Regions from separate parts of the Homo sapiens genome. Here region 2 is linked to region 1. Evidence: chromatin loops called from intact Hi-C (ENCODE). Cell type or tissue: B cell. All regions are shown on one strand. Links, peaks and the distances in the headings refer to the core of each region. The heading gives the core; the rest is flanking DNA. Region 1 overlaps PDK4-AS1 (PDK4 antisense RNA 1). Region 2 overlaps ASB4 (ankyrin repeat and SOCS box containing 4).

Evidence for each region. Peaks named below come from ENCODE experiments on the same cell type or tissue, not always from the same donor. Only the 100,000 strongest peaks of a DNase experiment are listed, where the experiment ranks them.
Region 2: it touches region 1 in a loop (7-fold over the local background); 3 of 110 quality-filtered maps call a loop at or near these places.

What each region holds. Positions count from the first base shown.
Region 1 is chr7:95,601,831-95,617,766 of GRCh38, forward strand. It overlaps PDK4-AS1 (PDK4 antisense RNA 1), which reads left to right. Exons shown (of 3, transcript XR_001745287.3): 2 at 5,110-8,032; 3 at 8,714-9,287. Among named protein-coding and RNA genes, the nearest start is that of PDK4-AS1, 13 kb to the left of the region's middle. RefSeq lists enhancers at 5,480-9,316, 6,572-7,771. In B cell, for the core only: no CTCF peak of the experiment used is centred there; a DNase peak (open chromatin) is centred at 6,931; H3K4me3 peaks cover 1,957 bases; H3K27ac peaks cover 2,143 bases.
Region 2 is chr7:95,519,191-95,535,126 of GRCh38, forward strand. ASB4 (ankyrin repeat and SOCS box containing 4) reads left to right here. Exons shown (of 5, transcript NM_016116.3): 3 at 8,623-9,113. Among named protein-coding and RNA genes, the nearest start is that of ASB4, 41 kb to the left of the region's middle. RefSeq lists an enhancer at 8,317-8,818. In B cell, for the core only: CTCF peaks have their summits at 8,424 (motif pointing right) and 8,624; a DNase peak (open chromatin) is centred at 8,441.

The sequences.
Region 1 (15,936 bases), core at 2,792-10,791:
CAGTCTTATCTGGAAAGAAAAGGAAGCAAATCCTGAAGCTAGCACATCTTGACTTTTTGTGGAAAGAGAAGAATTTTGCATCAGTTTCAAATATAGGTTAAGCATTCTTTTTCCCCCTGCAAGGAATTTCTCAATTGTGTTTGACGTTTGCTTTTATAAAATAGTAAGGAAAGGTGAATAAAGGAAATGAAAAAATAACCGAAGAAGGAAAACAAATGTGTACTATGCCTATAAAAGCATGCTCAAACTAATGAGTGAATGGGAAAATAAAAAGTAAAAAGATAATAAGCCACGATTGTTCTAACAGTAGACTGGCAAATAAAGAAAAGATTGCTAATATCTCCTTGGCAAGGCCTGGGGAAATGAACACTCTCCTATATTATTTGTGGGGGTGAAATTGGCAAATTTTTGTTGGAAGGCAATTGGCAGAATCTATAGAAATTTTAAAGATAGCTACCCCATGTCTCAGCCATTTCACTTCTGGCAACTTATCCTACACTTTTACTGACAGAGAGAATAAAGATAGATGTACAAGATTGTTCATTGTAGCATTACCTGTAAAAACAAAAATTGAAAAGTAACTTGTTTAGCCAATAATCCATAGTGTAAATAAATGATACACCCATGCACTACACTATGCAGCTGATATAATGAATGACATAGATTTTTGTAGCAGCTTTGAGGTCTGCCCTGAGATTTCTTTTAAGGAAGTGCTTGCCGTTAGTTGCAAGGAATGAAATTAGCTAACAGCCTTCAGCTACAGAAACTTTGGGATCCAGACAGCATTTGAGCTGACGCCACGCCCTTCTCAGGCAGCCCCCACAGTGAAGGAGGAGGATCTAGAAGGGCCTGGCCATTTTTCCTCAATGTAGGATCCCTCTGATGGGAATTCTTTGTCTGGAGACCCGAGCTGAGACTTTGTCAGATTGGCATCTCTGTCCCTGCTCAATGCTGCTTTCCATGCTCCCTTTTCTATCACAGACATCATAGCCTGAAATCTTTCCACACCCAATACTGCTTCCTATACCCCTTAGCCTTTCCTGATCTCATTGAGGTTACCATTTTACTTTCCTTCGTTCTTCTTATGTCTTTTCTTCCCCTCTTATCCAGCATGGACTCCATGAACCAACATTATAATTAGGCTCTTGGGAAAACCCTTAATTCTCTCTCTCTCTGTTACATTCACTTGGCAAATCTAATTAAAACTACTCTAGTTAAACCCACTAAGCCTTAGTTAAAACCATTCTAAATATATGGCCTGATGCGGTGGCTCATGCCTGTAATCCCAGCACTTTGGGAGGCCGAGAAAGGTGTATCACGAGGTCAAGAGTTCAAGACCAGCATGGCCAAGATGGTGAAACTCCGTCTCTACTAAAAATACACAAATTAGCTGGGCGTGGTGGCACCCGCCTATAATCCCAGCTACTCGGGAGGCTGAGGCAGAGAATTGCTTAAACCCAGGGGGCAGAGGTTGCAGTGAGCCAAGATCACACCGCTGCACTCCAGCCTGGGTGACAGAGCGAGACTCTGTCTAAAAAAAAAAAAAAAAATTCTACATATAGAGAGTGGTTACAAATTTCAATCCATAAGTGTCAAGTGTACATGTGTTGATATTTTCTTTTCTTTTGATTTCCTGTAAGTCAGTATAATGTCTATTAAAGGCCTTTTGGTTAATGTGGGATTTTACTGTTCTTTTCCCCTGGAGTGGCATCTATTTTCCCAGGAGTGTATATAGGCCCAAGTTATCAGGGAAAGTAGACAAGTAGCCATGCTAGCTTCCATCGAGATGATTCCTATCAAATCTAGTCCTAGATTATTGGTTCGTGCAGATTGCCACTCCATCAGGTCTCATTCCCATCCAAAAGACCCATTTGCGCCTGGCTCTCTTTGTGGCCTCTGGTTATTCTTGGATCCAAGGACAGCATTCCATTTTTCTGTACCTGAAATATACTGAACCATAGTCTCATACCCCATCTACCTTAGTGCCCCCTCTGTTGGGACTGTAATACATTGGACTACAGGAAACTCTACAAGGCTGTCACAGGCCTGTCTGCCTAAATCCTTCATGAGGCCATTTCTATTCCTGCTATTTTCTAAGGTCTTGGCATAGGGAATGAGTCTCAAAAGTGTAGTCCTTGAGGGGATTTGTAGCATAGTGAAACTACAATAAATCACATCAGGTTTCTCACTATTGCCTCTTGAACTAGAAGAGACTCTCTTGTTATAGGGGTGCAGAAGAGAATAAAAACTGGAGGAGACTTGACAGTAGCCCAGATGAGCCCCAAAAGGGGGTTAGTGGGTGCATCACAGAAACCATATACAGGTTTTGTGGATCTGAGAAAAAGGAAAACCTACATCTCAATTCCTCAGTAAAGCAGATTTCTCAAAACTTGTATAAGTATTTTTGGCTCCTTCTGTGAGTCATGGTCCAGTTGCCCAAATTGGGGAGAGGATCTTGAGATTATTAGAAATATTGGTGGAAAACACACGTGGTTAATATTTTAAATATTATATGCACAAACATATATACAAATCTATGCATAAGGAAAATGTATCAGATTATCCATAGTGGTTAATTTTGGGCAATGGAATTACCAGTATTTATATTTGCATTTGAAATGAGTTTTCAAATGATAAGCCATGAAATATGTGTTACTTCTTAATTGTAAAGAAAATAAATGTTATTCCAAAAGTTGAAATGAAAATAGATGTAGCAAGAGAACAGACAGAGGAAGTTGCCAAATATCTGTCCAAAATAGGCTTTTCACTGACTTGGAAGGCAAAATTGGGACCAGGAAATGGGTCAGCAGCCCTCCTGCCTTCTATTTCTTTTTTTATTTTTTTTAATGATACTTTAAGTTCTAGGGTACATGTGCACAATGTGCAGGTTTGTTACATATGTATACATGTGCCATGTTGGTGTGCCGCACCCATTAACTCGTCATTTACATTAGGTATTTCTCCTAATGCTATCCCTTCCCCCTCCTCCCAACCCACGACAAGCCCTGGTGTGTGATGTTCTCCACCCTGTGTCCAAGTGTTCTCATTGTTCACTTCCCAACTATGAGCAAGAACATGCGGTGTTTGGTTTTCTGTCCTTGCAATAGTTTGCTCAGAATGATGGTTTCCGGCTTCATCCATGTCCCTACAAAGGAAATGAACTCATCCTTTTTTATGGCTGCATAGTATTCCATGGTGTATATGTGCCACATTTTCTTAATCCAGTCTATCATTGATGGACATTTGGGTTGGTTCCAAGTCTTTGCTACTGTGAATAGTGCCTCAATAAACATGTGTGCATGTGTCTTTATAGTAGCATGATTCATAATCCTTTGGGTATATACCCAGTAATGGGATGGCTGGGTCAAGTGGTATTTCTAGTTCTAGATCCTTGAGGAATTGCTGAGAAGTGACAGTATGCTGGCAGCCCTCACTTGCTCTCAGTGCTTCCTCGGCCTGGGCGCCCACTCTGGCCGTGCTTGAGAAGCCCTTCAGCCTGCTGCTGCACTATGGGAGCCCCTCTCTGGGCTGGCCGAGGTCGGAGCCAGCTCCCTCTGCTTGCAGGGAGGTGTGGAGGGAGAGGCACAGGCGGGAACCGGGGCTGCACGCAACTCTCATGGGCCAGCATGAGTTCTGAGTGGACGTGGGCACGGTGGGCCCCGCACTCGGAGCAGCCGGCTCGTGCTGCCAGCCCCGGGCAGTGAGGGGCTTAGCACCTAGGCCAGCAGCTGCAGAAGGTGCGCTGGGTCCCCTGACAAGCGCCACCCCCTGCTCCACAGCACCCGGTCCCATCGACCGCCCAAGGACTGAGGAGTGTGGGCACATGGCGTGGGACTGGCAGGCAGCTCTGACTGCAGCCCCCATGTGGGATCCACTAGGTGAAGCCAGCTGGGCTCCTGAGTCTAGTGGGGACTTGGAGAACCTTTATGTCTAGCTAAGGGATTGTAGATACACCAATCAGCACTCTGTGTATAGCTCAAGGTTTGTGAATGCACCAATCAGCACTCTGTATCTGGCTAATCTGGTGGGGATTTGGAGAACCCTTATGTCTAGATAACGGATTGTAAATACACCAATCAGCACCCTGTGTCTAGCTCAAGGTTTGTAAATGCACCAATCAGTGTTCTGTGTCTAGCTAATCTAGTGGGGACTTGGAGAACTTCTGTGTCTAGCTCAGAGATTGTAAATGCACCAATCAGCACCCTGTCAAAACGGACCAATCAGCTCTCTGTAAAATGGATCAATCAGCAGGATGTGGGTGGAGCCAGATAAGGGAATAAAAGCAGGCTGCCTGAGCTGGCAGTGGCAACCTGTTCGTGGAAGCTTTGTTCTTTTGCTCTTTGCAATAAATCTTGCTGCTGCTCACTCTTTGGGTCCGCACTGCCTTTATGAGCTGTAATACTCACCGCGAAGGTCTGCAGGTTCACTCCTGAGGCCAGCGAGACCACGAACCCAGAGAGAGGAATGAACAACTCCAGACAGGAGGAACGAACAACTCCAGAAGCGCCGCCTTAAGAGCTGTAACACTCACCGCGAAGGTCTGCAGCTTCACTCCTGAAGCCAGCGAGACCACGAACCCACCAGAAGGAAGAAACTCCAAACATGTCCGAACATCAGAAGGAACAAACTCCAGACACATCACCTTTATGAACTGTAACACTCACCGCAAGGGTCTGCGGCTTCGTTCTTTAAGTCAGTGAGACAAAGAACCCACCAATTCCAGACACATCGCCATACTGTTTTCCACAATGGTTAAACTAGTTTACACTCCCACCAAAAGTGTAAAAGTGTTCCTATTTCTCCACATCCTCTCCAGCACCTGTCATTTCCTTACTTCTTAATGATTGCCATTCTAACTGGTGTGAGATGGTATCTCATTGTGGTTTTGATTTGCATTTCTCTGATGGCCAGTGATGGTGAGCATTTTTTCATGTGTCTGTTGGCTGCATAAATGTCTCCTTTTGAGAAGTGTCTGTTCATATCCTTTGCCCACTTTTTGATGGGGTTGTTTGATTTTTTTCTTGTAAATTTGTTTAAGTTCTTTGTAGATTCTGCATATTAGCCCTTTGTCAGATGGGTAGATTGCAAAAATTTCCCCCTATTCTGTAGGTTATCTGTTCACTCTGATGGTAGAGAAGACCTTAAATGACCTGATGGAGCTGAAAACCATGGCGAGAACTTCCTGCCTTCGATTTCTCACAAGCTCGGGCATACCACGAGGCTTGGAGACTCAAAACCTGAAGAGCCTGCAATCAGATTTCTCCCTTACTATTCCTGCTCATTGTCTTCTGTGGACTAATACTGAACATGAAACTTTGCTTACAGTTTTGTGGCCTGTTCCTTTCCTCTGATTGCTGATCATTGCATGAATTTCCTGAGATTATCACTGAATAGGACCTTTCTTTTTCCTGTATCCTCTACTACACACACTGAGTTCAAATAGAATTATTTTACTTGGAAAACTCCAGGTTTTGCTAAGTTCCAGCCTTGGTTTGTGTAGCACTGGTTGGCTGCCTTAGACTAATTTTTTGGGGGTGTCAGATAGTAAAAGGAGCACAATCAAGCACCAGGTCATCTGAAAGACAAATTTTAGACGTCACTTTCTTTTGTGATTTTGTTGCTTAACCCAGTGCAGGGGCAGTCAAAGCTGTATCACCATTGCATTCACTGTCTAGGTAAAAATGGGAAAATTCAGTCAGTTATACTAATATTCCTTACTACTTGCAATTTATGTTCACTGGCCTATTGGTATGAGCAATGCATTGTACATTACATATTTGGCAGTAAAAGGACAGATACCCAGATGTCATACTAAAATTTCTGCATTTGTTTGAAAATACTAGTTTAAGCAATTACATGTTATGCAAGTGGTTAGTCCTTCCCTCTCCAGCTTGGCTGCCACCAGTAATAATGGATCATAACATCTTCTCCTGTGTGATCTGATGCGGCCTTGGGATTCGTCCCAACGCAGGACTCCAGAGATCAGTGGATCAGTGAATTATGTTTGGGAGATGCAACCCCTGTTGTTACTGGGCTGGGGGCCCAAGCAGCTGCTGGTGGGGTGTTCTGCCCTGCAGCAGCACCCTACCTCCACCCTCCCCTTTACATTTAGAAGAACTGTCCTTTAGTGAGACTGTCAATGGAAAACATGAAAATCATTCATTTAATCCAACATTTTCAATCGCAGAGGAAAAACAAGCAGAAGAGTTAAGTCACCAGAGTCATACAGCTGGTAGGAAAAATGGGTTCTCTAAATCTCAGTTTAAACAGAAATCCTTGTCACACTCTTCTGGGGATTGAGAAGCGTAAGATTTTTTTTTTTTTTTTTAATTGCCTTTCTGAAACTTTAGAAGAATACCTATTTGCCCTGTTGGCCAAAACCAGGCAACTGTGTGAAACAGTTGAATGCTAAAACAAACTAAACAGATGCTGGAAACTCAACCGTTTGTTTCTTGAACAAAATTGATTTTACCTGATGTCCTCTTGAGCTCAGTTAGACTTTGCCAGAGAGAAAACGAGACTGTCTGCAACTTTAACAATAATCACACAGACACATACTTCTTTCCCCCTTTAGTTTCCCATTTTGAAAATAACTCGAGGGCCTGACAAATGCTGAGTTTGGGCAACATGGCTGTGTTCTTGATTGAGGAAAGCAGGCCTGCCTGACCGTGTTTCAACAGTCAGTGCAGAATCTCAAAAGGAAGTACAAATAGGAAGGGTTAAGGGTCCTCTTTTTTTGTTCTTTATTCCACCCGTTGCACACTAGGGTTCTCTCACTTCTTCTTTCAAATAGGCTTCTCAAAATGCACTGTGTATTGGAGCAAAGGGAGTGAGGGATTGTTTATTTTTATTTTTAAATAAGAAATGAAACCTATAAATTAATGCCCTAGGGAAAAAAGAAAGTTACTTTCTGCTATGCACAATTTTTACCAACATTGTGTTGGAAGGAAGAAGCAGCTGGCCTGCGGAAGCTAAGCAGATGCTGGGGCTCTCTCGAGCAGGCTAAGTTGGTGAAAGGTCAGTCCCACACCCACAGCCTGGGCGGGACTGCCTGGCTGCAGAGTCAACAAGGGGAAGTTTAGTAGGTGAAGGGTCACTGCTGCCGAGCAGCAATAACTTTCCATGCCTCAGCTCCCAGGCATCTAGTTTCTGTTCATGGAAATAGAGCTCACTAGGGGAAAGGTCGGGGAGACCAAGGCGTCTCTATCATAGCCCTGATCTGACACTGTGTTCTTGCATGAGGCTCAGCTACTCACTGTGTTCTTGCGTGAGTCTCCTGGCTGTTAGGAATTCTGCTGCTCAAGTGGAAAAAACAGATTGCAAAGTACTTCATAGATCACCCTGTACTGAGTATGGCAAACTGATCAACAGCCTACTTACTGCTACATTTATATTATTTAAAATAACTGCCAGGTGAGATTCTTTTCAAAAGTGTATTTCAATAAAGAAACCTGTAGGTTTTCTTATCAATTGCTCTAGAGCAATGATTCCTAATCTTCAGGTAGTTTAATTTGCAACATTGCTGTGAAATCTTTAAAACATGGTGTTTGAAATGACTCCAGGTCAGCAGAGAACTTCTCCATGTTCTAGACAAGTGCTTTTTAGATTGTGGGTTGTAACTAATTAGTGGATCATGAAATCAGTTTAATGAGTCACGAACAGCATTAAAATGAAATAGAATCAAGGGAAAAAAGCATCTTTGTGGTAAGGGCAGTTTTTTTTTTTTTTTTTTTTTTGGTGTCAAATTTTTGTTTCAGGTCTATCTGAATGATGATGTAAGAAGACCACTGTTCTAGATTTTAAGAACAAAAGCTTTGCTGCCTTGAACCCCCAAATAATTGCTCAAATTCAAACTGGTTGTTAGCTTTTTTAAAAGCTCAGCTGATTCCGCAGGATGTTGTGGCTGTGAACTGGGAAGCCTGCCATGCTATTATTTTGAAAAGTGCTGTGCAAACAGTGTTCCTCTCAGATGGTTTCCAGAGTTAGTTCCTTACAAGCATTTCCTCTTGAAACATCGGGAATCTAAATAAAGGTAAATAAATTCCATTTACCAACCCCCAAAGGTAAATTAATTCAAGCAAGAAAGACTTTGGTTGCTCACAAGGCTGGATGAAAACGTGTTTGGTGTAAACTTCATTCAAAGAAAACTGAGCTAGCTAAGAAGGAGCTGTGATAGCCTCTCTTAACTTTGGGATTATGGGGTGGTAAACAGGCTGTCATGAAAATGTCTAGAATCAGCTAGATGGTAGGATTTGTGCTCTGAGAGGATGGGGCATTCCCACTGGAGCAGCTGAGCAACAGCATAGAGGACCATTAAGTTATTATAAGAGAAAGAACCCAGAAATTGTATGGAGAGGACAGTAATGGTGCATGGCTTTAATTTTTGGATGGCCTATTTTTCCCTGTCCTTTCTTCTTCTTTCTTATTTTTCTTTTGATTTTCTTTTAAGTGAGTGCTTCTGAGTTATGCTAATCCTTCCTTGGCTGCTAACGGATATGGTATTTCAGGATGCAATTGGAAAATCTATACCCTACATCAATTTGAAAGGAGATAGGAGGCCATAGAAATATTAGACATATTTAGGACGTCTCTGAATGACTGAGATTTCTACATTTTATCTCAATATTTTGACACAGCCTTTAAGGAAACTCATATTTTTCTTTTGCCTCTACATTGAGGAAGAATAATTAATATAATGTACTCTATCTTTCAGAGAAAGGTGTCTAATGGTCTAGTCTACCAACTTCACTATGCTGATTTATGAAAGAATTGCTGAAACCCAGTGAATAATAGCATTTGCCCTTCTTTCTCAAAAAAGCAGCATTTGCTTTCTTCTGGCAAGGAATAATTAAGCTAATTTCTCCATGAACCTTGGAAAAAGTGGCAACGAATAATGGATTTGTCCCTCAAAGAACATTTCAAGCAAACATCTTATCAGCTACAAATTCATTTGAGGCAGTTCCAGGTCAGCCACAGGCAATTTTTCTCATTAAAATACTGTTTAAACTGTTGTATCCAGATGACACAGGAGACATATCAGACAAACAACACCTGCAAGAAGAATTGGTGAAGTATTGACTTTTCATCAATCAAAAAGTTTACTAAGCAGATGAAAATAATTTGCCTTCACAGTGACATTTTCCTGACGTCTTGCTAGTACTTAAAGGCATTGTTTTTTCTTTAACACCCAAACTTTAATTACCAGAAAAGGTTAGCATCAAAACAAAGGACATGTTGGTAATTTAGAGGCCATATCAGAAAAATAAATTCATTTTGGTTTGAATGAATTTTTTGTCTTGTCTCCTTCTCCCCCTTTGGCCACATCCCCCTCCCCCACATGACCACGCTTTCCTGTGTTCATGGTCATTCTGTTAACAATGTATAGATTTGGAGATTTCTTTCTAGTTTTATAAGTTTTTCTAAGTTTTATACGTCTTATCACTAAGTGCAACTATTCAGTTTAAAAAAAGAAGGAGTATTTTGTAGCAGAGAAGTATGAGTTGAGGACGTAGGAATCCTGTTTTACATTTCTTTTGCTATTTACTCACTGAAAGCCCTTGGGGGAAAATTATTTCATCTCCCTACATCTCAGCTTCCATACTGACAAAAATTTTATTGTTCTAGATGACCTCTAGGGTGCATTCCACTTTTCAAATCTCCTTGGTTGCTCATTATTGATTTTAAAATTCTCACAGAATGAGTCTGAATAATTGTTGCATTTCCCTTATTGAGGAAGTATCTTTGATTAGAGTTCATTTAGCATAAACTCCTTCTCCAAGTGGGACATCCTTACAGCATCCCAAACCAACAACCCTCTCATTGCTGCTGGGATACTTCAGTTGGCACAGTGCTCCCTGACTAGTAAGGAACTTTATTTCCTCCTGGTGCAGAAAGAATTGTTATTATTTCTTTATGCTAAAACATTGACTTCACTCTGCCTGTCTCATTTTTTTCTAGTTCTGCTCTCTGGAAGAACTTGAATTTAACCCCTTGTAGTTTCTTCATCTAACATTCAGTAATTTTGGCTATCTCATAGCCAAACTTCTAGCTTCCAAGTTGTGCCTTGATTTCCTTTTGGGAACACCCCTGTTGTGTTTTGTCTTGGAAGAGGAAGTGTTTACCTCCCATAAAAGACACTGGGATCTCTCTTTTCTTCATTCCCTCCTATAGCCAGGGCCAGACACCCGACCTGATCCAACTCCTTGATCAGATTTGAATTTTAAGTGAGTGCTGCAACTGCAAGAACCTGAGGGCAGGTCTGGTCATTCATCACTAGTGACATTGGAGGAAGGTAGTGGTGGGGACCATACGGCTCCTGTTTGTGGCCCTGCTGGGCTTCTGCCTGCCCTGTCTCAGAGTTCCCTTCATCTTTGCTAAGCCTTATCCACCCGCCACTTGTGGATTTTGTGAATAAATTTCCCATTTGAATAAGATAGCTCTAGTTAGGTACAACCACAGCTTTAAAAAATAGGCCTAGAAGCTGGCAATTAAGATGCTTGAATTACATTCCATGAAATTTCTCCCACATATTTGGAGGCCAGTACCATTATGCCTGTGTATTCTTTTCTCCAAACTTTTCACCCACTTCCTTTAATATCATCCCCAGACCTTCCAGCATCTTGTAGATTTACAATGGTACTTAGCTACATTCTCTTTCTTCTCTGTTTTTGACATGATTCTCTTAATAGTGTAGACTAGAGTTGAACTGGCTTTTGATGCAGCAACATTATACTTTTGGTTGAGTTTATTGTCAACTAAAACTCCAATGCCTGGTTCTCCCTGTCCCTCAAAAAACATATACACTTAAGTAATTGATTTTTCAAGGCCAATAAAAGTTTTTTATATCTCATTAATCTTGCCTGTCCAGATATTAATGAATTCAAATTCATATTGACCAACTTTGTTTTCAAAACTAGTTTGCGTTATCTGAAAATTTGACAATTCCGTTTTTGCCATTTGAACAAGTTGTTTTTAAGGATAGAACAAACCATAGAAAACTGTTTCTGGAAGAAAATGTAATAGAATACCAGTTTTGTAAAATGCTGCTGAAAAAATAATACCATGCTCAAATACATGTGAAAAATGCTGCATACTAAATCAGCCTTTTTGAGACTTAAAATATACATTGATGATTAAAAACAAGTAGAATTGAGTTGGAAACTTCCCTCCAGATTGACATTCATAAACTAATTTAGAATTTCCCAAACTGTGTTCTACTAGGCACTCCTTGATGAAATAAGTAAGAAAGCTTGTCAAGAGCCATCACTCTTGCTCATGGGACAAGAGAAGGCACTGACCTGTGCCCACCAGCACCCCATCACTGAGCCAACACCACCTTCAGGAAGACAGTCTCCAGCAGGGCTTCCCCCAATTCCCCTAGCTGCTTTGCCTCTGCTACTCCGGTAAGCACCTGCAGGGAGGCAGGCACCCCAGCACCCACTAGCATTCTGCAACAGCTGTTGCACCTTGGCTCCCCCAGTACAGTGGATTCCAAACCTCAAGGAGTCAAAGAACAGATGGGGCCCAATACAAATTCCCCAGAATTACAACATGCCGTCCAGGAGTTGAGAGCTGAGTGTTGACCTTCTAAAATCTCCCAGAAACAAAGCCAGGTGGCTGAATCCACCTTATATTATAGTCAAACCCTCAAGGTCATCAAATCATCAAATAGGATAAAAGAAAAAAAAATCCAAAGGTCAGCAACATCCAAGATTGAAGACAGATAAGCTCACAAAGATGAGAAAGAGTCAGCACAGGAAAACTGAAAACTCGAAAAACCAGAGTGCCCTCTTTCCTACGAACAGCCACATCACCTCTCCAGCAAAGGTTCTGAACTGAGCTGAGATGGCCAAAATGACAGAAATAGAATTCAGAATATGGATAAGAATGAAGATCATTGAGCTACAGGAGTATGTTGAAACCCAATGCAAGGAAGTGAAAAATCATGATAAAACAATGCCAGAGCTGACAGACAATAATGGACAGTATAGAAAAGACTGTAACTGGCCTGATAGAGTCAAAAAATATAATACAAGAATTTCATAATGCAATCACAACTATTAATAGCAGAATATAACAAGTGGATGAATGAATCAGAGCTTAAAGAATGGCTTTCTGAAATAAGACAATCAGACAAGAATAGAGAAAAAAGAAAAAAAGGAAAGAACAAAAGCTCTTAGAAATAGACTCACTAAAGAGACTGAGTAAAGAGACCAAATCTAAAACTCACTTGTGTCCCTGAAGGAGATGGGGAGAATAGAACCAACTTGGAGACATATTTCAGGCTATTATCCATGAGAAATTCCCCAGCCTAGATTGAGAGGCCAACATTCAAATTCAGGAAATTCAGAGAACTCCAGTAAGATACTTCACAACAAAATGATCCACAAGACACATAATCATCAAATTCTTCAAGATTGAAGTGAAAGAAAAAATATTAAAGGCAGCAAGAGAGAAAGGTTAGTTACCTACAAAGGGAAGCCCATCAGACTAACAGTGGGCCTCTCAGCTGAAACCCTACAAGTCTGAAGAAATCAGAGGCCAACGTTCAACATTGTTAAGGAAAACAAATTCCATCCCAGAATTTCATATCCAGCCAAACTAAGCTTCATAAGCAAAGGAGAAATAAGATCATCTGTAGACAAGCAAATGCTGAGCAAATTTGGTACCACCAGACCTGCCCTGCAAAAGTTCCTGAAGGAAGCACCAACTATGGAAAGGAAAGACTATTACCAGCCACTATAAAAACACACTGAAGTACACAGGCCAGTGACACTATAAAGCATCCACACATACAAGTTTGCAAAATAACCCGCTAACACTATGATGACAGGATCAAATCCACAGATATCAATACTAACCTTGAATGTAAATGGACTAAATGCCCCCAAGTGAAAGACAGAGTGTGGCAAGCTGGATAAAGAACCAAGACCCATTGGTATGCTGTCTTCAAGACACCCATCTCATATGCAGTGACATATATAGGCTCAAAATAAAGAGATGAAGAAAAATCTACCAAGAAAATGGAAAACAAAAGAAAGCAGGGGTTGCAATCCCAGTTTCTGACAAAACAGACTTTAAACCAACAAACATCCAAAAAGACAAAAAAGGGCATTACATAATGGTAAATGGTTCAATTCAACAAGAAGATCTAACTATCCTAAATATATATGCACCCAACAGGAGCACCCAGATTAATAAAGCAAGGGTTTAGAGACCTTCAAAGAGCATTGTACCCCCACACAAAAATAGTGGGAGAATATAACACCTCACTGAAAATATTAAAGAGATTATCAAAACAGAAAATTAACAAAGATATTCAGTACCTGAACTAAGCATTGGATCAAATGGATCTAATAGATATCTACAGAACTCTCCATCCCAAAACAACATAATATACATTCTTCTCATTGCCACATGGCATATACTCTAAAGTTGATCACATAATCAGAAGTAAAACACTCCTCAGCAAATGCAAAAGAACTGAAATCATAACAATCTCTCAGACCACAGTGCAATCAAATTAGAAATCGAGACTAAGAAATTCACTCAAAACCATATAATTACATGGAAATTGAATAACCTACTCCTGAGTGACTTTTAGGTAAATAATGAAATTAAGGAAGAAATCAAGAAGTTCTTTGAAACTAATGAGAACAAATATACAACATACTAGAATCTCTGGGACACAGATAAGGCAGTGTTAAGAGGAAAATTTGTAGCACTAAATGCCCACATCAAAAAGTTAGAATGATCTCAAGTTAACAACCTAACATCACAACTAAAAGAACTAGAGAACCAAGAGCAAACAAATCCCAAAGCTATCAGAAGACAAGAAATAACCAAAATTAGAGCTTAACTGAAAGAGATAGAAACACAAAAAATCCTTCAACAATTAACAAATCCAGGATCTAGTTTTTGAAAAAAAAATAGAATAAACTGCTAGCTAGACTAATAAAGAAGAAAAGAGAGAAGATTCAAATGAAAACAATCAGAAATGATGAGAGGGATATTATCACTGACCTCACAGAAATACAAACAACCACCAGAGACTATTATGAACACTTCTATGCACATAAACTAGAAAATCTAGAAGTGGATAAATTCCTGGACCCATTCACCCTCCCAAAACTGAACCAGGAAGAAATTGGTCCCCGAACAGACTAATAGTGAGCTCTGAAATTGAGTCAGTAATAAATAGCCTACCAACCAAAACAAAAAACAACAACAAAAAAACAAAACCTGGGACCAGACAGATTCACAGCTGAATTCTATCAGATGTACAAAAAAAGAGCTGATACCATTCCTACTGAAACTATTCCAAAAAATTGAGGACAAGGAATTCCTCCCTAACTTGTTCTATGAGGCCAGCATCATCCTGATATCAAAATCTGAGAAAGATACACCAAAAAAAGAAAACTTCAGACCAATATTTTTGATGAACATCAATGCAAAAATTCTCAACAAAATACCGGCAAACCAAATCCAGCAACATCTGAAAGCCTATCCACCACAATCAAGTAGGCTTTATCCCTGAGATGCAACGTTGGTTAGACATACGCAAAACAATAAATGTGATTCATCACATAAGCAGAATCAAAGACAAAAACCACATGGGGCCGGGCATGGAGGCTCACGCCTGTAATCTCAGCACTTTGGGAGTCAAGGCAAATGGATCACCTGAGGTCAGGAGTTCACGACCAGCCCGGCCAACATGGTGAAACCCCATCTCTACTAAAAACACAAAAATGAGCTAGGTGTGATGGCTTACACCTGTAGTCCCAGCTATTCAGGAGGCTGAGGCAGGAGAATCGCTTGAACCTGGGAGGCAGAGGTTGTGGTGAGCCGAGATTGTGCCACTGCACTCCAGTCTGGGCAACCAGAGTGAAACTCCATCTAAAACAAACAAACAAACAAACAAACAAACACCACACAGTTATCTCAATAGATGCAGAAAAGACTTTCTATGAAATTCAATATCCATTTAGGTTAAAAGCTCTCAATAAAGTAGGTATTGAAGGAACACAGCTCAAAATAAAAAGAACTGTCTATGACAAACCCACAGCCAACATCATACTGAATGGGCAAAAGCTGGAAACATTCCCCTTGAAAATGAGCACAAGACAAGGATACCCTTTCTAACCACTCATATTCAATATAGTATTGGAAGTCCTGGCCTGGGCAATCAGGCAAGAAAAATAAATAAAGGGCATCCAAACAGGAAGAGAGGAAGTCAAACTATCCCTGTTTGCAGATGACATGATCTTATATTTACAAAACCCCATAGTCTTAGCCCAAAAGCTTCTTAAGCTGATAAACAACTTTAGCAAAGCCTCAGGATACAAAAATCAATGTGCAAAAATCACTAGCATTCCTATACACCAACAGCAGTCAAGCCAAGAGTCAAATCAGGAACAGAAGCCCATTCACAACTGCCACAAAAAGAATAAGCCTAGGAATACAGCTAACTAGGGAGGAAAAAGATTTCTACTGGGAGAACTACAAAACACGGCTCCAGAAAATCAGAGATGACACAAACAAATGAAAAAACATTCCATGATCGTGGATAGGAAGAATCAATATTGCAAAAATGACCATACTGACTAGAGTGATTTATAGATTAAATACTATTCCAACTAAACTACAGTTGAGATTCTTTGCAGATCCAGAAAAACTATTTTAAAATTAATATGGAACCAAAAAGAGCCCAAATAGCCAAAGCAATCCTAAGCAAAAAGAACAAAGCTGGAGGCATCACACTATACGACTTCAAACTATACTACAGGGCTACGGTAACAACAGCATGGTACTGGTACAAAAACAGACACATAAAACAATGGAACAAAATAAAGAACCCAGAAATAAGGCCACACCTACAACTATCTGATCTTCAACAAGCCTGACAAAAACAAGCAATGGGGAAAGGACTCCCTATTC
Region 2 (15,936 bases), core at 3,480-11,479, 82 kb before region 1:
GAAAAAAGCAACCAACTGAAAATATGCTTTGGCGACAGTTCATGACATACTCGACACTGTACAAAATTGCATCCTTGACAAAGAAGCAGACTTGAGAAATAATTCCAGAACATGCAGAAAATGAAAAGCCCTGAATAGAATAAAAGGGATCTAACCTTTGAATAATAGATGTTTCTAAATAATTCGTGCTGTGAGAAGTAAGCGAGACAATATATGTAAAACTCTTAGTGAGTGCTCAAAAAAGAGCAGACACAATTAATATTTTCATAAAAGAATGCATGACAAATGTGCTGTTCTTTATCTGCACAGAAGCCTATACCAGCCCAGCAGTGTTTTGTACTGAGGCAGGTGCAGGTCAAGGTGATGAGAGCAAGTGTAAACCAACATGGATCAAACATCTCAGATAAAATAAACAACTAATGAGGATTCTGGACTTCTACCTGAAGTTATAGTAAATGGAACCGAATTCCTTCTCAAATCCTTACGAATAAACCATGATAATATTTTCTCCATGGTCTTTCTGACCTGTCTTAATACCTTTTCTAAGAAAAGTGTAATTTTTTAAGGTGATGTTAAAAAGGCAGCCATTAGTGATTTACTATGTTTTAAGTCATGCATTTGAGGACTGGAGTTAAAAATTTTGAGAGGGGATTTTTTTTTTCATTGACTTTAACTCACTTGATAATTGGTGGGTGGTGAATATTTTAAGCAAAAATGGTTTTATAGTTTTTAATACATAAAGAGATGTTTTCTTTTTGAATATGAACAATGTTTCAAAACAGAGTAGAATAAAAAAAATCTTCATCTAAAAAACATGCCTTGTTTGGAGATGAAATGGGTAGGTTCAGTTTGGTAAAATTAACAAAAACATCTAAGCCCAGAAAAACCTTTAATAAAATATTAAATTTCAGTGCTGGGGCATTATATTCAATGATATGCTATATCCCTGAGTCAAGGAATAATTTGAATTCTGAATTTTGAAAGTGTCCCCCCAACAGGGGCACATGTGCCTCTGACACGGTGGTGGGTACTGCACTGCAGAATCTTTAAGGAAGTTACGGACAAAGGGAGCAGAAACAAAATATACCATTAACAGCTGTTCAGCTGATCTCTCCAACTCTTCCAGCCAACTAAGAGACTGAACAAAGTGAAAACAATTAACACTCTGTCTACAAACTCAGGTTTATTGGAAAGTATACAAACAAGCTCAACTGGTGGAAGAATAAAAAAATAATGCTCTGTTGTTTCAGATCTCATAGAAGGCTTGGCTAAAAATGTGCCCATCAAAAGTAAATAAGTTGAGAGGGTATTCTGGAACCATAGTGACTGAATACAGAGTATTGCCCATTCTTTTCCAATCCCTACTTCTACACCTTTATCTTAGAAGCTTATTATTTAGCTTTTCATTTGCTTTTAATTTATCTGAAATTAAACACACACTCCCACTCCCCACCCCCCATCCCCATCCACACACACTAGAGATGAAATCTGTGCTTTTACAACATTGTTAGTCTTTGGTTCCAATACCTTTATTAATAGTCCATTCTTTATCCACTGCCACACCTGTCATTACAGATGCTTTCTGTAGGTAGGTCTGTTTCTAGGCTTTACGTTCTATTTCATTGGTCCAGTTTTCTCTTTATGCATCAACACCACATTATTTTAATTAGTTTGCTTTGATATTTGGTGGGGTAAGTACCCCTTATTCACTGTCTTTTCTTTCCATCTTATTCTTTTTTAATTTTAAGAAAATTTCTTTCTCATTCTTTTTACTTCACTTTTCCAAAATTGATTTATTTTTGCTCTTTACTCTGCAAATTTTGTGGGGAAAAATGTTTGAATTGCATTGAATTTATAGATTAATTCTGAAAGAATTGCCATCTTTACAATAATGAGTCTTTCTATTTATGAACATAGTAAAACTTTCCATTTATTGAGTCTTTTGCCTTCAATAAAAATTTTATCATTTCCTTCATAGTAGATCTTTATATATTCTGATTATGTTTTCAATACATAAAGAAATGTTTCCTTTTTGAATATGACCTTTATTATGAAAAATAAATAAGAAAAGCCCAACCCAATGAAAAATGGGCAGAAGCTATGAAGAGACAATTCTTACAAGTGAGATTCTGTGGCCTGTAAACATATGAGAATACACTTTACTGGTAATCAGGAGAATGCAAATTAAATCAAAATACCATTTAATTGGCAAACACTAAGAAGTTTGAGAGTATCAAATGTTGGAAATGATTTTGAACCTTTAAACTCTACTGATGGACATATACATTGATATATACACTGATGAATATAATTTAATATGGTTGAAAATGTTCATACATTACTTCCCAGTAATTCTATTTCTTCCTCTCAAGTAACTACTGCACAGTTTGAAAGATATTTACTATTGGGAAAAAGCTAAAACAACTTTACCATCCTTCATAAAGGAATAGCTAAACTGTGGTTTATACAAGGTAATTCTGTTCAGCAGTTGAAATTAAAAAAAAAAAAACAGTTCTCTATTCAAAGACATGTTGTGATGGATAAAAACAGGTTGCAAAAGTGAGATACAATGTACGTAGTTTTTTAAAACACAAAATAATAGTATATTTTTTAAATGGATACACATATAAATAGTAAAAAGAACAAAAATTTACCAAGCAATGATAAGCATCAATTTTAGAACAGTAGTTACCTCTGTGGAGGAAAAAATTATGGGAGAAAGAAGAAAGAAAAGGGCTAGGGTTTTCTGTAAAACTCGTAGGACAGAAGAAAACTAAAGCAAATATGGTAATAATTAAATTCAGTCAAATATGGGTATGGTGTACAGGTGTCAATATTTTCTGGAATTTTCTCTATGTTTGACTATTTCATAATTCATTAAAGTCTTAGATTTGGTGCTGATGTAATAATAGATATTTAGATGCAGTAACACAACAGAGTTCTCTCTTTTATATATAAACACAAAATAATTTTGAGTTTTTAAATAACTATAGCATTTTAAATAACTACAGCTGCATTTCTAGAAATGCAGCTATGGTATAAATCAAGGAGAGGCTGAACTTTGATTTATTAGAACTTTACCAATAATTTTTTTTATTTTGGAATACCATTCATGATGGCAATGATGCTCGTGGTGTTTGAATTACAATATAAAACACCTCTATCAGTTCGAATATGTAGCTGTTCAAATTCTACACATGGGCTTAAGCAAATAATATTTCATTATATCATTTAGGATAATCTTTCCTAAATATTAACATATTGAATTTCACACTACATCACTGTAGTTTATTTATATTATTTGTAACCATCATAAATTTGCCTCTACATGTTAGGCAGGGCATTGTATTTATTTTTAAAAGATTATGTGTAGATGATACTCTCTATGGCTTACACTGCAGCATAGGAAGTGTCTGGAAGGGTTGGGAAGCACTTATCTGTGTTGGTCCTCCCGTTTAGTACCAGTCTCTTTCCACACAAAGGCTTTTCAAGAAATCAAGACCATCAGGACAGGAAGGGGTCTCCATCTTCTCTGCTGAAATTCTTATCTTATCTGTCCTGTTCATCCCATTCTCAGTGCACACAAACCAGTGTTTCTTTTGCCCACAGATGAAATCTGAAAATTCCCTCTTCTTTATCATGCAGAGAAAATTTAATTTTTTATCTCTCTCATTTACTATAATTCTAGACTAGTTCTGGAGACCCTCTTGCATAAATTAAAAGGTTCATGAAGGAACTTCTCCCATTAAAAGTCACTTTACCCCAGAAACAATGTACTCTGCCCACTTAGAATGAAAACTGCTACAAATTTTATAGGGTATAGTTTATAGAAATGTAAAGAAAACTTTTTAGAGAAACAGACTGTATGTCTGCATGGAAGGACTCCATACTGTAAGAATGTCAATTCTTCCTAAATTGATATGTACACCAAAATAAAATCCAGACGAATCAAATTTTAAACATTTTTTTAACATTTATAAAAACTAGATTATAATTAATCAAGATTGTTATGCAACTTCTGAAAGGAGTAGGACATTCTGGTACAAAGGAAAAGGCAAGGGAAAACTTGACAATCGAAAGTCAACATCACTGTGTTTAGGAAAAATCAAACTGGTTACAACGTTTATAGCAATTATGATAGCATAAGCTTATATCTTGATGAAGAGCTCATAAAAGTGCAAACAAAGCCGAACGATTTCACCTAATAAAGAGACAATGAACTAAATTTGGACAATTAACTAAAAAAGAAATACCATTAGTTAATAATTACAGAGAAAGTGTCTAAACTCTAATAATCAAATGAATTCGGATTTTAAAAAATAAGAATTTTTGCAAGAATTTCTCTTTAAGTGTGTAATATACTGCTTAGTGAGGTAATTAGTCTTATGCATCACAGAGAGAGATAAAAATATAACTTTTGGTAGTTATTAATAAAGACTCTTAACATAGTTCAAATGTTTCAGCTTAATAATTCTATTTTGGGGGAATTTATTCCAAGGAAATAATCCTAAAATTTACATACAAAATTATTAATTGTAGCATTAATTTTAAGATCAAAATTTTGGAAAAAATCAGCACAGTAGGGTAAACTTACTCTAAGGAGTATGTAGTTATTTTAAATTATGTTTAAAATGACTATATAATTACATGGAAATGCTTATAAGAGTAATATAAAAGCATTGTTGGTCAGTAAAAATATTAACGTGTCTAACTTCATTGGTAATTAGGGAAACCATTCAAATGCAATGAGATATCACTCTGCAACCAAGAAATTGGCTAAAATTAAATAGACGGAAAATACCAATGTTGATAAGGATGTAATACAATGAGAAACCCTCACCCATGGCTTATCGGAGTGTAAGCTGGTACAACTGCTTATTTGACAGTACTTAATGAAGTTGAAGATATGCATACCCAGTGACCCAGCAATTCCACTCATAGATGTAGAGCCCAGAGAAATCCCTGCACGTGAGCACCAGAGTACAAGAATGTGCAAGAATGCCCATGGCATCAGTGCTTGGGATAGCCTGACACGGGCAATGCCCATCTACAGTTGAATGGATAAATTGTGGATTACTCGTGCTAAAAGACAGACATAATAAAATGAACAAATGAGAACTAAACAGCACAAGACAGATTATTTTCACCAATACAATATTGAGTGAAAGAAGCAAGTCAAAAGAATTTGTGTTTATGATTCCATTTATTCAAAGTTCAAAAATTGGAAAATGGAAGGATTTTCTGGGGCTAAGAGTGTCTAATTTCTTGACCAAGGATGTGATTAGAAGGTGATGGCTTTACAATAATTAAAAAAAACTGTACATATATATTTTATATACTATGTAACGTATGTTATGTGTTATGGGTCGAATTGTGCGCCACCCCCCAAAACACACACACACAAAGATACGTTCAAGTTCCAACCTCCAATACCTCAGCACGTGAATTTATTTGGAAATAAGGTTGCTGCAGATGTAATTACTTAAGTTATGTTAAAATCATACTAGAGTAAGGTTGTTCCCTATTGCAGTATGACTGGTGTTCTTATAAGATGACCATGTGGAGACACAAATGAGACAGCCAAGTATAATCGGGTCCCCAGAGACCCTCTAACCAGCCTGTGCACTGGGAGAATGGGATGGAGCTATGGAAGTTCCTGCCGTTTGCAGTGGGGAGCAGCCTGGCCTCTCCTTTTCCTGGGTGGTAACCTGGGATCCAGTCTGTAAGATGGGGGCCTGTTAACAGGAACCCCTCTTACTTTGCTGAGAGTCTTTTTCCTTTTTGCCAAATAAATTCTGTAACCACTCACCCTTCAAAGTGTCTGCGTGCCTAAATTAACCTGGTCATGTGACAAGAACCCAGATTTTCCTGCAACACAGAGACACAGAGAAAATGCCATGTGAAGGTGAAGGCAGAGACTAGAGTGATAGGTCTACAAGCCAAGAACTTCCAGCCATCACCAGAAGGTAGGAGAGAGGTCTGAGGCAGATTCTCCTCCAAAGTCTCTGGAAGAAACCAACCCTAGACACTTTAATTTTGGACTTCCAGTCTCCAGAGGTGTGGGAGAATAAATTTCAGTTGTTTTAAGCTACCCAGTGTGTGGTATTTTGTTAGGGCAGCTCTTGGAAACTAATACATTGTATTTTCACATTAAAAATATATTTCAAAGTTCCCAGGAGTTGATGTTTCTGGTCTCTAATTTATTGAATAAATCACAAAATCTAAAATAAAAAAGTAGCCAAATAATTGTACTTTATATATTTCCTGGAAAAGTTACACTGGCGACACAATTCAAGTATAAAAATAAGGAACTCCTATTCAGAAAAGGAAACCATGTAGCATATCTAGTTGCACCAACAGGTCAAAGATCAATCGTAAATGTCCAAGTACATTAAAAAAGGATGTGGTTTGTTCCAAGTTGGCCTGTAAGAATTTCATCCTGACCCTTTGATTCTCTTCCTTACTGGAAATTCTCCAGCATCTGAAGTGACCCTGCACATGGCTTCTGGGAAGACATTCTCATTCGTTCCATTTCACTCCAGAGCAAAGACGAGCTGACCTGAAATAAGACCTGACCCAGAACTTCTCTAGGGCAGAATACTGATAAACACAGATGGCTTCATGAAAGACCATCTTTGGTTACAATTCTGCCTTCTACAAGTTAGGAATACAGTCTCAGAGTTTACAGAGCAATGTACTCTTGGGTACCTTCCTTGGGGACTGAGTTTGTATAGGATATTGAGCATGCTTGTAGGAGTTTTGGCTTTCTCAAATATGTTCCATATGATCAGGAGATGCCATAAATAAGGGCATAAAGGAACAATACATGGTAAACGGATTTTTTTTAAAGCTAACAAAATGCAATGTTATCTTTCTAGTACTTTCTGGTTTTCATATAGTAAAAGAGAGTAAACTACAGAAAAATTTTCCTTCAGAAAAGTAATATGAGGTGGAATAGAACAGTGATAAGGAATTTCGAAGCCAGTCTGTCTGTTTTCAAACCTTGGTTCAACAATGAGGAAGGGGTCCCCAGTGGGAGAGAGCCCCAGGTGGGGAAGAACAATGAACAGTTGTTCTGAGAAATGGGAAATCACAAGCAATGACTTCTTCCTGGCACAATGACCTTGTTCTGTGCGCACAATGACCTCCTTCAGCACAGCAGCTCCCCCCAGCACAACTCTATAAAACTTCGCTGCAGTTGCACCCTGCCTCTACACAGCCCCTTCTCTGCTGTGCTGCCGGTTGCAACTTTGCAACGCATTTTCATACATACTTTCTCTAATAAATCTGCCTTTCTTTACCTACAACTGTCTTGGTAAATTACTTTACCACCTGTGACACCGGCCCCAGCTAGTTGCACTCGTGACAACTAGCTGGTTGTACTTTTGGCCAATTATTAACCTCTCTGAGTACAAATTTCTTCATCCATAAAATTAGGATTAAAAACTGCACCCACTGCAAAGGATTACTTGGAAGGTTCAATGAGGCAATATATGAAAAGCATTTAGCCCAGAATGTTTCACATGGTTAAGTGCTTAATAAATACTAGTTACTAGCATAATAATAACAATAATAATAATAAGTCTGTACAGACTAATACTTGAAGTAGCTATAAAAAATTCCAGCAGCGCTGATATTAGAGTTGGCCCCCTAAGGGTCATTTGGTTCACCTCATTAAATTAGGCAGAGAAGGAAAATTTCAGCTTCTTGAGTTGACCACTCTCACATTTAACATTTCTAATTAGAAAAACAAAATTCACTTAAGTTTTCTAGTCTGTTAAATAAATGGGTTGGATTAAGTAATTCTAAGGAGCTTTCCAAGTACAAAAAATTCCTATTTCTAACATCCTTTGTCAACCATAAATAAAACATTTTGCAGTCTCTGAATCATTTTCTCTCTTTCAATGAATATTTCTACTATACCAGCTTCTGCCCCTTTTGATGAAAAATATAACCTTTAGGCTAGTTTGGTGACTAAAGTCGTGTGTGTGTGTGCATGTGTATGTGTGTGTGTGCATGCACAGGCATATGTGGTGGTGGTGGTGCTGCGTTCCAAGAAAGCCTCACAGACTTGGGCAGCCCTAATACTGCAATTTCAGTCAAAGGGATGGGAAGTTTCCATACCACTAAAGTTTACTTGCATCAAACTTTTAGGTTTATCTGCTATGAAAGAGAAGAAAAGTATTATTTTGTGGAATATTCTAAACAGTTGATTTTTAAAGAGTCAAGTGTTGTGACATAACATTTGTTTTTAATGATATTAGCAAATATCATTGTTATGTTGATTAAGAAGATTTAGTTGTAGAAATCTCTTGGTATTTCCAAATCCACCTGGGAGTAAGAAGTGAAATTCAGCAACGCTCCAGCATTCTGGCACAAATCCTTCCTTCTCCTCCCCTGGGTACCTTTGCTGGTTGTCCAGGAGATGGCACTGTTGCTTCAAGGGAATGGCTTCCACGAGGCCCAGGAAGAGAGCCTGGGGGCAAAGGGGTTGAGGGTTGGGGATAATATACGGCAGTCAGAAGTTAAAAGAGAAGCAGTGAGAAAAGTCTTGTTTAATGAACCTTAGGAATAATGACAAAACATGTTTAAATAATTGTCTTCCTCAATTTCCCTTTATAGGGGCGAATGTGAACATGAAGACCAACAACCAAGATGAGGAGACGCCCTTGCACACGGCTGCCCACTTCGGCCTTTCGGAGCTGGTGGCCTTCTACGTGGAACACGGGGCCATAGTGGACAGCGTGAATGCCCACATGGAGACCCCCCTGGCCATCGCCGCCTACTGGGCCCTCCGCTTTAAGGAGCAGGAGTACAGCACGGAGCACCACCTGGTCTGCCGCATGCTGCTTGACTACAAAGCCGAAGTCAATGCCCGAGATGACGACTTTAAATCTCCCCTCCACAAGGCAGCCTGGAACTGTGACCACGTGCTCATGCACATGATGCTGGAAGCTGGCGCCGAAGCCAATCTCATGGATATCAACGGCTGTGCTGCCATCCAGTACGTGCTGAAGGTCACCTCCGTGCGCCCTGCTGCCCAGCCTGAGATCTGCTACCAGCTCCTGTTGAACCATGGGGCTGCCCGAATATACCCTCCACAGTTCCATAAGGTGAGGCTCTGCCCAGTGGTCAGCAGGTTGAGGAAGATTCAAATGGCAGCCTTGTCTGAAATCTCCAAGTAACTCAAGCTTGCTTGAGGCTTGAGTCCTGGGCTAACTACCTCTGATCCTCTTTGACCTTCCATTACATACCTAATCCTAGCTGTCTCCTCATCTCATCCTAGTCTAGGTTTGCTTGAAATTGGGTGTGAGAGCTAGAATGAGAAAAAGAGTAGCAAATAATTTGTTTTGCCTTGTGTGAACACCAGTGCACTGGTGGCTTCCTGAGGGACTGAGGTAAGTCTGCCAGAAAGGTGAATAGTGTTAGACAGGCATACATTTGCCATCTTTTAAACAGAATGACTGATCTAAAGATGACTCAGCCTGCTTTGAAATTAGCTTGTAGCCATGAAAGGGCCACCCGATTTTCCAGTTTAATGAAAGCTAACGTTTATTAAGTACTAAAATTATATTTATTATGTATAATAAATAAGCACACTGTTATAAGCATTTTGTATGTCTTCATTTAATTCTTACAACAATCATACGAGGTATATATTATTATTGTCCCTATTTGACAGAGGAGGAAACTGAGGCACAGTTAAGTAGCTTACCTGAGCTCCCACAGTGCCAGTGCCAGGATTCAACCTTAGATACTTTGGTTCCAGCATCTACTCTTATGATATCACACTGCACGGTTTTTCTTAACAACATTCATAATCTCAAACAGGCTGGTAGGGACCAGTTGCTACCAGTATTGATATGACTAAGACATGGGACGTATCCTCAAGAAGCTTAGAATCTAGCAGATGAGACAAGCAAATAAAGGGGTAATTTTAATATGCTGTGGTAAATGACAAGGTAGAAGAATAATGAGTGCTACAGAAATATGGAAGAGAGTGAATTTTGCATAGTTTTATAGCTAGTAATTAATTTGGAGGCCAAAATGCATTTTACCTGAAAATAAATCAAATAATACTATACTTAGGTTTCCCCCTTGCTCTAAAAATTTAATTAACAACAAGAAGAGTTTGAAGTATACAACAACTGACTAATTAGGCCACAGAAAGCAAAGTAACAGATGTTTTTCTGAATTCACAGCTTAAGTTCTACGTCTTACCTGGGTAAAATGTCAGGGACTTGTCTGAAGTCCTGCAGTGTGAGGCTTAGTTAGAAGAAAAGTTCTACTAGAGAATTTAAGGGTAGTGCCTTCAGTCAGGGCAGATTCCAGATGGACAAACCAGAGAACTTTCAAATGAAGATTTGATGGGTTCAGCAATCCTGTGATCTCAATAGGAATTTTCTCTTGGTTATCAGGATGCTAATGGAAGATTAACTAATTCTTTTTTAAAAAATTATATGTAAAGCCCAGAATGTCATGAATTTTCCAAAAGTTTTTTAGGGAACTACAAATGATTAAGATGAGGAATAGAATAAGAATAATGTTACAGTAACTGTCCTGTGTTGAGCTCTAAATAGGTTTTATACAGACTATTTCATTTTATTTTTATAATGGACTCTGAGGTGGGCACTGGCATTACTCACATTTAAAAGGTGACTAAGCTAAAGCTAATAGTGTTAATATATTTTCATAAAGTCACACAGAGTAAGTGTCAAGTTCACTCATTTGTTTATTTAACAAATATTTACTTAACACCTCCGAAGTGTCAGGTACTGTTCTATTTGCTGGAGGTAGAGCAATGAACCAAAGGCCTTCATGAAAGATACTTTCTAGTGGGAGACAGGAAACAAACAAAACAACAACCAAATAAATATACTCTGATATGTTAGGTGCTATGGAGAAAAAGCAGGGCAAAAAAAAAAAAAAAGAGAATGCCAGATTATGTGTGCTACTTTAAGTTGATTAGAAAAAATAAGGATGTGGGGGGCTGGGTGCAGTGGCTCACCCCTGTAATCCTAGCACTTTGGGAGGCTGAGGCGGGCGGATTGCTTGAGTTCAGGAGTTCAAGGACAGACAGCCTGGGCAACACGGTGAAACCCTGTCTCTAATAAAATACAAAAAATTAGCTGGGTGTTGTGGCGTGCGCCTGTAGTCCCAGCTACTTGGGAGGCTGAGGCAGGAGAATGGCTTGAACCCGGGAGGCAGAGGTTGCAGTGAGCCGAGATTGTGCCACTGCACTTCACCCTGGGTGACAGAGCGAGACTCTGTCTCCAAAAGAAAAAATAAGGATGTGGAGGAACAAGCCATGCAAATACCTGATGGGGAGGTGGGGAGAGCATTCCAGGCCTAAGGAAAAGCAGGTGCAAGGGTCCTGAGGTAGGAGAGGGCTAAGCATGTTTGAGGGAGAGCAAGGAAGCCTCAGTGGCTGAAGTGGAGTGAGCAAGGGGAAGATAAATCCAAGAGGTATATATGTGGGTTGTTTGCAGACCATATATGTCGCCTTGTAAGCTGTGGGAATGTTCTTGGTGTTATACTCTGCATGGGAGAGGAAGTCACTGAAAGATTTTGAGTTGAGAAAAATAAAAGTCTGATTTATATTCTAAAATGGTCCTTTTGACTGCCTTTCAGAGAATAACTCTGAGTGGGGGGCTGGCAAATTTGCAATAATTTAGATGAGAGATGAGGGTAACTTAGATTCACAGTGGAATAGTGAAGGTGGTGAGAATCATGGACTTTGGGGTCAAACTTGGATTCTGTCACTTACTTAAGAGTGTGATTAAATAAACTGCTGAAAGTTTCTGGGCCTCAGTTTCTTCCCCTGTTGAATGAGTATACCCTGAATTTATGCCTTGGCAATGCGATGCAGACTCAGTCCTTCCCCAGAAGGAAGTTATTCCTACTCATAGCACATCACAAATATGCTCAAAGCTCAGAGGATGGTGCCAAACATTTCTTTCCTCTTTCTCTTGGACTTCTTTCAGTCACAGCAGAGTCTCTTTCCCAGTTCCTCCCTTCAGTCCTATCCTACATCTATACACATCTCTCTCTTTGTTTACTTCCATCTTTTTTTCTTACCTACATCTTGCTAAGGGCTGGTCATTCTTCATGACGTTAGCTCTAGAAGACAAAAACATCTACCTCTGTAATACAGCTCACTTCACAAAGCATAATTTTCTGCATATTGTCGTTCAAAGACTACTTTCCCTCCAGCGAAAAGGATGGACAGGGACACAGGGCATGAAGGTGCCAGAGAAACATACTCTATCACTTTATCCATGAATAGTAATAGCCTTCTTGTAAGGCTGTTTTGATAATTAAATGAGATAGCATTTGAGAAGTGGTTAGCACGGTGCCATGGGCATGGTAACCATTAAACAAATGATGGCTATGACTATTACTATTCTTAAACATGTGTTGAGCAGGAGAATTGGTGCTCCTGGGCCTGCTTTACTATAGCAGTCTTCCCATCCAGGAGAGACAGTATGTGTGTGAGTCCCTGCCCAGAGACTAAATGTTGACTTGTATTCTGAAACTTGCTGTGGAATCTAGTAGTGGCATTCAACCCTAGTGTTCACTTTTCTCCTCCTCTCAACATGTGCTCTTGGTCCAGCATAAGCATCTCCCCTGCTGGCTTTTCTTGGTAGCTCCACCAGCCTGTAAAGTAGGCATACAATTTTGTGTTCCAACCAACTTTGTCCATGGTTAGCATTTTCTTATTCAGTTGTTTTGCTCCTTTGAGTTCCTTTAGTTTGGCTGTATGCTAAAGACATTTAGGATAGAGTTGGCTACTGGTAGATGGCTGGTATTACAAACATTTTTGTTGCTACTCAACAGACTGTGTAGGAGAGCTGGCCCCCCTCCAAAGGAAAAGTAAAGAAAAACTATTCAATTTACTATGCAGATGCTTCAAAGTGATTTAGAACAACTACTCCACAGCCCGACTTTCCAAAGAGAAAGTCATCTTTACGACAAGTAAGTGACTGACTCATTTATCCAGAAGATAAAGTGATTCGTTCTTGTGTGGATGGGGAATTCAGTTTCCTTATTTACAAGGAACAAGGTCAGAGCTGAAGATGTTTTCTTCCAAATACAAAGCCAATTTGTAGAGGGTGTATTTCACTGAAAGCCAATGTGTAAATTACATAAGCGGGGGAAAAAAGAATTATAGGGTCTGCAATTGCTTTCCAGGGTACAAAAGGACATTTGATTTTTTTTTCTCCCAGCGTAATTCAGAAGAAAGTGACACCCCAGGGAGCCAAGATTGGGTTTTCTTGTAGGGCAAGAAAGACATTTTTCTAGAGGAGGAAAAGGTAACACGAGGGTCTGGGAGAGGTAAGGATGATTTCTGCCATTGAACAATGCTGTATATGAAGGTAGGCAGTTCTCTTTGATCATTAAGTACCTTTCTGAACACATATATATCAATATAAAAGAGTGGAAGTAGCTTGAGAATGTTTCTGCTGAAGTGGCTTACAGATGATGTTTGGATGAGAAGAGAGGCAGGAAGACTTACCTTGAATCTCTTTTTTAAGAGATTGTGTATTAATCCATGCTTTTGGGGGTTGGATGGTGAGATGAGGTGTCTAAATCTCTCTTCAGTAGTCACCACAGTAGAAATAACTTTTTTGTCTAATTGTTCCTCCATGAAGGGAGAATAAGAGATGCCAGAGACTCATCAAGGTGAGCTTACTGAACATCTTCTGTTTTCTGGGCTGGCAAGGTCAAAAGGAGGCTGTGGTTTCTCCCTTTGGGGTCCACATCAGTCTGCTGTCTCATGTTTCCTTTGTCTTATGTTTTCATGAGGAAAATGCTGCTAAAATAAAACTCCCACTAATCTCTGTCCCTAACCTTCTCACTTCACTTAACAGATTGATGAGTTGGGAGGAGGAATTGACTTAGCTTGCTCAACCTTGGGTCTAGAGGATCCTTGAATTCTTTGTTCATTTATGTGGCAGGCTTCCAGTAATAAACTCTGTCTGCCAGGGAGAGGCCTGCAATTTTAGGGTATAAATTCAGTTTGGGGGTAGAATGTTAGAAGCTGTGTATGGCCCCCTAACTAAACATATGTAATCTATTTTATCAGTAGTAAAGATGATATTCTGATCTCTGATTGTCATCTTCATTTCATTTTTTAATAGGTCCTACACTAAAAAGGGAAAATTACTTATTGGGCTTCTAACACTCTTCGTGCTGTGACACCAAGGGTCTTAAAGATGAGGACAGGGCAGCCCTAGCTACAACTTTTCGTTTATCCTTTATTTATCCCCCACAATCTGTTCCTTACCTGTTTCAGTCCACCCAACTCCCAGTGACTTGACCTTCTAATTCAATCTGCTGGTATTTAATCTGTCTTCATCTCTTGATCTTCATGACCCCCTTGATAATCTCACTTTGAATGCTTTCTTCATTTGGTATCTTTCACTCTGACATGTCTGGTGTTTTTTTGACTTTGGAGTCATGCAGACTTGAGTTTAAATCCTGACTCTACCATTTCCTAGCTAAAAGACCCAGAGGTTAAATTTTCTCAGCCTTTGGTCTTAAATCTCTGAAATGGGGATGAATATAGGACCAACCTCATAGGATTGTTCAACGGCTGAGCAAGTTAAAGTATATGAAGATTTAACACAGTCCCTTGCACATAGTAAGTCCTCGAAAAATGGTAGCTATTATTTTCCCTTCTTCCTCTCTCGTGCCTATTAGGATTTCTGAAGCTGTAGGTAATGATCCTCTATCTTTTCCATTTATACCCATTTAGACTGTCACTGAACTTCATGGCTTCTGCCAGCACATACTTTGATGACACATAATAACTCCATCTTAGCTTTCTAATGGGGAGCATCTATTGTGTACATTTTTTGCTGACATGAATGGCTGGGCGCGGTGGCTTACACCTGTAATCCCAGCACTTTCAGATGCCTAGGCGGGCGGATTACTGGAGGTCATAAATTCAACACCAGCCTTACCAACATGGTGAAACCTCGTCTCTGCTAAAAATGCAAAAATTAGTCAGGAGTTGTGGCATGATTTGTAATCCCAGCTACTTGGGAGGTGAGGCAGGAGAATCGCTTGAACCCAGGAGGTGGAGGTTGCAGTGAGCTGAGATTGCACCATTGCACTCCAGCCTGGGCTAAAAACGTAAAACTCCATTAAAAAAAAAAAAGATGAACTATCCTCCTCCTCATTATCTGTCCATCCCAGATTAGTATGTTCCTTATTTCTGTCAATCAGTGGCAACTCTTGTTTGTCCTCTATCTCTGGCTTCCAAGTTGTATTCTTTCTTCCTCCTATCTGATTAGTATTAAGCCCTATACTTGTTTCTTCTCCCAGCTTCAGCCACCCCTCCTTCCCAGCACTAGCCCTGACACCAGCCTGGGAGCCGGTTGGTGCACTTCCCATTAGCCTCCCCTCCACTCTCTGCCCTCGATGCACTTGTCTTCTCCTCTGTGGGTTGCTGATGGTGCTCAAGGATCACCTGATGATCTTTATGTTAGTCTTTTATTATTTACTGACTTATATTGCTCTCTAACTCTTTGAAATTATTTGTGTCTTTTCTCTTCAACTAGGTTGTAAACTGCTTAAAGACAAAAAACAGGTCATAAATCTCCCAGAATTACTGTCATAGTACTAAACCCAGTGCTCAATAAAGGCTTCTTAATGGAATGGATAGGTTGAATATCATCCCTTCTCGTTAAGAGTGTATAATAGCCTCTTCTTGCCTGTCAAGTCAATCCCAAGCTCTTCAGGCTGACTTCCAGATGTGCTGCCAGCTGGCTTCATCTTACCAGCTCTGACCTTTAGCCCTGCCCTGACTCCATCCAGGTTGGCCTCTTTACTGTCAACACACACAGACACACTCACTCACACACACACACATGCACATGCACACACATGCGCACACTCTTACTTAGTTGGATATTAAGATCATAACCTTTC